Linked DNA regions of Homo sapiens: region 1 is linked to region 2. Evidence: chromatin contacts called from ENCODE Hi-C or POLR2A ChIA-PET data. All regions are on one chromosome and are shown on one strand. The core of a region is the stretch at or near the end of the contact, and the rest is flanking DNA. Distances in the headings are between cores, read along the strand shown.

Region 1 (2,840 bases), core at 327-2,826, 310 kb after region 2:
GTTCTAGGGGCTCTGCCTCCACACGCCAGTGCCTGTCTGTTGAGTTCACTTCTCTCTAAAATCTCATTTTACACCACGACCCAGTACAAACCACTCAGAAAAATGTTTCATTAAAAGTTCGGCATACTACATGCATGCACTCTAATATTTTCATGTAGTCTATTATTTCTCTAAAAACTAAAATGCTGATCATGACCCACAGAATTGATTTCACAACCCACATTAGTTGTGAATTACAACTTGCTAAGGAGTCAGAACCAACATGTAGAAACCCTCTGTTCTTAGCAAGCACATTCTGGTTACACTGTGGGGGACTAGCACCAAGTCCAGGAGACAGAGGCTGGCCCAGACTAAGTGTGGCAATGAGATGCAGAGACACTTAGGATGAATTGGTTCCCAATCCATTACCTCAATGGAGTGGGAGCATGATGGTTCAAGTAGCAGGCTTTGGAGCAGAAAACCCACCTCAACCATCCTCCAACCGTAAAGGGTGATGATGATTCATGAAACAGTCCAGGAGGAGGAGGGACTTCAGGTTTTGTTTGATTCATTTCAGTGGCCCAACAGTGGCATCAAGGACCTTGGCTCTCCCATCTCCTCTGCTTTCACCCAAGGCTGGCTTCCCCTTATGGCCATGAGAGAACAGAGGAGCCTTCCAAAGTGCTCTCTCCTTCATGGGTTATTAGACACCAAGCTCATTCCCAGAGCAGTCACGGGAGTGTGGCCTTCACTTTTGGCCAGAGACAGAGCCAACTCCTAGAAAGCGGAGGGAGACAGTGTCCCAACCTAATCAATGGCTCCCATGAACGCCAGGGAAAAAAAGGGAATTCCACTCCTCCATCCTAGGAAAGTTGGAGTCCTTCCTTAGGGTGGAGGAAGTGGGAAACAGATGCTGATAAGACCTCCACGGAGGTGATGTCTGGAGCTGCAACCAGGGAAGACCTGGCTGCAGACATATTTGAGTCTTTAGCTCAAGAGTGAACCCCAGGCTGCAATAAAGATCTGACAGTTACCAATGCTAGAAGGCTGATGGACAAAGCAATGACGATAACCCAGAGAGAGACTGTATGCAACTGAAACTTCAATTGCTAAATGTCTGTAGGGCTGTTGAGACAGTTGCTTTTCAGTGTATCCATTGCCTGAAAATTACCAGATGTCAGAAAAATTGAAGGAGTCTTAAATGGCAATTTCATGGACATTAAGTGATATTAAATTTTTTAAAGTTACAATGCTGACCCCAATAAATTACTTAGAAACAGCAAAAGGAATAGTGTGGTCTATGAAGAAGTGATGAAAATAGAAATTAGTTTTATTTTATGAGCCATGTGTTATAATACATAGAAAAAAATGCACCAATTACAAAGCGGGCCACAAAAAGGAATAAACGTAAAGCCGACAACGCAGTCACTAGGGAAAGGGTGAAGACACGGGAACCACGCAGCCCGCCGTCCACGTGCACCGGGTAGCCACGGGGCCCTAGCCGAACGACGCGGACGCGAAGTGGGCGGGCCCGGCCAAGCCACGCCTCCGCGCCAGACGCCGCAGTAGAGCGGGCAGGGCGCTGCGCCCAAGAGCCACAGACGCAAGCCCAGTGCCACAGGCCGCGGGGGCGGGGAGGACGGCGCCCGGGGACAGAGAACATGGGACGCAGAGCGGTCCAAGGCCCCGGCGCCCTGGTGAGGCCCAAACCTCCCGCCATGCCCCGGCCCCAACGAGACCCAAGCCCCCTGTCCCGGCCCAGCGCCCGCGGGGGACCCAAGCCCCAGCCTGGTCCACCTCGGAGGCCTCTAGGACCCGGGGGCGCCCGGCGGCCCGCCCGGCTCCCACAAATAGACTCCTGGGCGGGCGCCTGAGCCCCCAAAATAGATCCTCAGGGCCCAAAAGCAGACTCTTCGGCGGGCGCCATGGGACCGGCAGAAGCTGGGCGCCGCGGGGCCGCCTCGCCCGTACCTCCACCGTTGGTGCGCGTCGCGCCCTCACTCTTCCTCGGGAGCGCGCGAGCCGCGGGCGCGGAGGAGCAGCTGGCGCGCGCGGGAGTCACGCTGTGCGTCAACGTCTCCCGCCAGCAGCCCGGCCCGCGCGCGCCCGGCGTGGCAGAGCTGCGCGTGCCCGTGTTCGACGACCCGGCTGAGGACCTGCTGGCGCACCTGGAGCCCACGTGCGCCGCCATGGAGGCCGCGGTGCGCGCCGGCGGCGCCTGCCTAGTCTACTGCAAGAACGGCCGCAGCCGCTCGGCCGCCGTCTGCACCGCGTACCTCATGCGGCACCGCGGCCTCAGCCTGGCGAAGGCCTTCCAGGTGGGCGGGCCTTTAGGGGGGCGGTGTTTCGAGAGGGGCGTGTCTTCCGGGGACGAGTTTTCCGGGCGGGGCCGGCTTCGGGATTGGGACAGGCACTTCCGGGAGGGGCGGGTCTCTCTCGTGAGGGCGGGCTTAGGGAAGCAGAGAGGCACTTCCGGGTTGGGCGGGGCCCACTCTTACAGCTGGGCCCGCCTTGGCCCCTGCTGGCCATTAGCGCGACTTGGGGTTATTCAGTACACTTCTTGTTTGCAGATGGTGAAGAGCGCTCGCCCGGTAGCAGAACCGAACCCGGGCTTCTGGTCTCAGCTCCAGAAGTATGAGGAGGCCCTCCAGGCCCAGTCCTGCCTGCAGGGAGAGCCCCCAGCCTTAGGGTTGGGCCCTGAGGCTTGAAGCTTGAAGGCCTGCTGCCTGGAGGAAGGATGTCCCTGCACTGATACAGAAGGCTGGTCTTTACCCTTCTTCCTCACTGTCATATCGAGTTTTCCTTTGTGTGTGTGTGTGTGAAACATAGTGCTTTTAATTTTATATTTCCGGCTGAGGTGA
Region 2 (2,773 bases), core at 123-2,622:
GCAGGCCAATCAGATGGTGCCACCTCCTCACCCGCCCCACCTTACAGTCATCCCTGCAAGGGTGGGATTGACAAGGGGGAAATCGGCCCAGCTTGGGGTGGAGGAGACGTTGATGAGGATCCTGGGAGACAAGGCCACCTCTTCCCAGCCATGGAGACTCCTGGGATGGACCCTCCCTCCCTTGACCCCCATAAAGGAGAGTCTTTGGGAAGGGAGAAGGAGGGCTGAAGAGGGAGGAGGGTTCCCACAAGAGTACAGCCCAAGCACTGCCGCGGCAGTGGAAGGCCCCAGCCCAGCCACACGGAGTCTCGAGGCTGAGGACAGAGAAGGCACCTGGGTGCAAGGAGGCCCTTGGGTGTAGTTTGCAGTAGGACCAGTGGGCACAAGCGCCCAGGATGAGAGCCACAGGCTGACGGAGCCCCATGTGAAGGGGTAGAGGTCAGGGCAGAGGGGGACCCTAGGGAAGGCTCAGGACCCGTGCCTGGAGAGGAAGACCCCACGGCACCCACTTTCTGGTTCCTGAAGCCTTCCTGGCCACCACACTGTCCCGTTCCTGACCTGCCCAGGGTGGGCACCAGGGCTGGGGCTGGCCACAGGGACCCCTAGGGTCAGACAGCAAGTCCCAGCTGGTGCCACTCTGGCCCCCACCAACTGCGTGGACAGCCCTCACCCCCGCTCAGCCTCCCTGAGAAGAAAGGGTGGGCACAAACCCTCCGCCCCCACCCATAAAGGGCATGAGGAGAGGGCCCGGTACCCCTGAGCCCAAGCAGCCGGCGGAGAAGGGGCTGCAGAGGCCTGGCTGCCAGTCCCTGGAGATGACCCAAGGTGCGTATGACCAGCAGGGCTGTGACCCCTAGCCCAGCCTGGGCTGACCACACGCCTGCAGGAGGCCACGCCTCTGGGTAGTGATGAGAAACCGCAGCCTCAGAGTAGGTGGGTGTGGCCTGAGAGCATGACTCACGCTGGGCTGCCCGGGGTCAGTCACGGGCTGGGTGAGACCTTTGTGTGCTGAGCCTGGGGCTCCCCACACTCGAGTGGTCCCCCGTGGCCTCACAGAGCAGCCTCAGAGGCCAGCCTGCCACCCCCTCATCCCACACAGAAGGAGGCTGAGTCCTCAGCGGGGGAGGGGCTGGTCATCCCATGGCCACGGATCCCGGAATAGCCGACCTCCAGCCCCCGCGCACGGGTACATTCTGTACGCCCAGGGTGGCTGGCGTGGGTGGCGGCTGGCCCTGAAGGCCGGGGGCTGTGTTCCTGTGGCCGACTCACTGCCCTTTGCCCTTGGTGAGCAAGTCTTCCCTGGGCCTGGCTGCTTCTCTGTAAGACGGAGGCCCAGCAGGGTGGGAGGGGACATCATGACCCCGCAGCACTGAGAGTACTTTGTAAGCTGGGAAGTACCGTGGCTCCGCCAGGGCCATGGTGACATCAGCCATTCACTACTGGCTGGGACTGGCAGATGTCCAGGGACCAGGCGAGGAGGGAGAAGGAGTCTCCCTGCACCTTCCCGCCCCAGCTCTCCCTCCCTCCCGCTCCCACTGCCTCCCCATCTGGGAGCAAGCCCTGGTTTAGAGATTGGGGTTTGTGCTGGGCAGACAGAATCAGCAGTGGCTCTCTCCCCCGCTCCTCCCCCAGGGGTGCTGGGCTGGCCCTTGGGGTTGAGGGTGACCCAGAACTTGCCATTGGCTGCCGGGTGACAGCCCCATCCATCTAGCTCACCCTGGAGCTGGGTTTGGGCACTGTAACATGTTGCAGGAGACCTGTCGGAGTTCAGTGCCATCCACTCCATTAGTCATAATTATTTTAATTAAGAAGATAAGAAACACAACTCATCAAAGGTTTAATTATAATTAGCAGCTAACGACACTCGGATGAATCACTGGCCCGAGCAGGTGCTCATTCACACTTCCCAGTTCACTGGATGCGCCGTGGGAGCCGCTGAGACGTGGGCACAGAAGGCACATCTCCCTGGGACCCGAGAAGGCAACAGAGCCCCCGCATCCCCCCAGCACGATGCAGAAGGGCTGGGCCCATAGCAGCTACCTGTGTGGTCACTCAGCCCTGAGCTCAGAAGTGCCGGGGCTCAGAGGACACCCTGCTGTTGCCACCGGGCACCCTTCACCATCTCTGAACAAGGCCTGGGATTTCTCTGTGACCTAGGCCCCCACAGGGTACAGTGGTCCTGACCCTACATCCATGTACAGGGAATGCTGACCGCGGCAGCTCCGTGTTCACAGCCCTGGACACACAGAAATGACTGTGATGTGGCCCTGACCTCAGTAGTGTAGAAGGAACCCACTGAAGGAGACCGAGGTGGGGAACCTACAGGGCCTAATGGAAACCCCAGCTGGGTGGGTGGCGGCCATGCAGCTGGGAGTGAGTGTGAGGGTGCCTGGGGATGGAGACGGTGCCGGGGATGGAGACAGACACGGTCTCCATGAGAAAGCTGGGCTTAATCCTGACAGAGGGAGGCGGCCTGGAGGCCATACAGGGAAGAGGGGCTCAGGAGGTTTGGAAACAGGATTTCAGGACTGCCTGCGCTGCAGGTGGGTGCTGGCCACTGGTCTAGCCTGATCTGGCACCCTGGTGGTGCATGCCATTGGAGGGGCTCCCTGTATCTGTACTGTGGGGCCTTCCTGTCACAGGGTGGGCTCACAGGTCCTGCCCATCCCTGCATGGGATGTGGGTGAGCTTTGCTCTGAGGAGGCCGACGTGAGCCTCCTGATCAGCCGGACACAAAGTGGGCAGAGGGGCACCGAGCCCCCGGAGGCTCTGG

Evidence for each region. A loop is a pair of places that touch in the nucleus more often than their neighbours do. ChIA-PET counts read pairs that join two places held with the same protein, here RNA polymerase II (POLR2A). Pooled maps may share reads with other maps.
Region 1: a loop to region 2 is called in a map of gastrocnemius medialis, with 4 times the contacts of the local background. The contact joins the promoter of DUSP28 here to the enhancer-like site in region 2. A Hi-C loop is called at or near these places in 3 of 168 maps with a recorded cell type or tissue (PC-9, ascending aorta and gastrocnemius medialis) and 10 of 50 pooled maps. POLR2A ChIA-PET finds 5 or more read pairs at or near these places in 3 of 52 experiments (A549, HepG2 and OCI-LY7).

Annotation. Positions count from the first base shown.
Region 1 is chr2:240,558,781-240,561,620 of GRCh38, forward strand. It overlaps DUSP28 (dual specificity phosphatase 28), which reads left to right and starts at 1,577. Exons shown (of 2, transcript NM_001370465.2): 1 at 1,577-2,297; 2 at 2,550-2,840. The coding sequence starts at 1,905. The coding sequence ends at 2,687. It also overlaps a transcript of ANKMY1 not described here. RefSeq lists silencers at 1,426-1,835, 2,016-2,065 and enhancers at 2,162-2,303, 2,336-2,405, 2,436-2,795.
Region 2 is chr2:240,250,324-240,253,096 of GRCh38, forward strand. It overlaps LOC105373968 (a long non-coding RNA gene), which reads right to left. Exons shown (of 2, transcript XR_924057.3): 2 at 1,786-2,773. Among named protein-coding and RNA genes, the nearest start is that of OTOS, 110 kb to the left of the region's middle. RefSeq lists enhancers at 923-1,436, 1,437-1,948. Within about 2 kb of position 1,373, at least 30 of the 41 ENCODE cell types and tissues checked have a DNase peak (open chromatin) inside an H3K27ac peak, as active enhancers do; they include PC-9, ascending aorta and gastrocnemius medialis, where a contact is called at or near this core.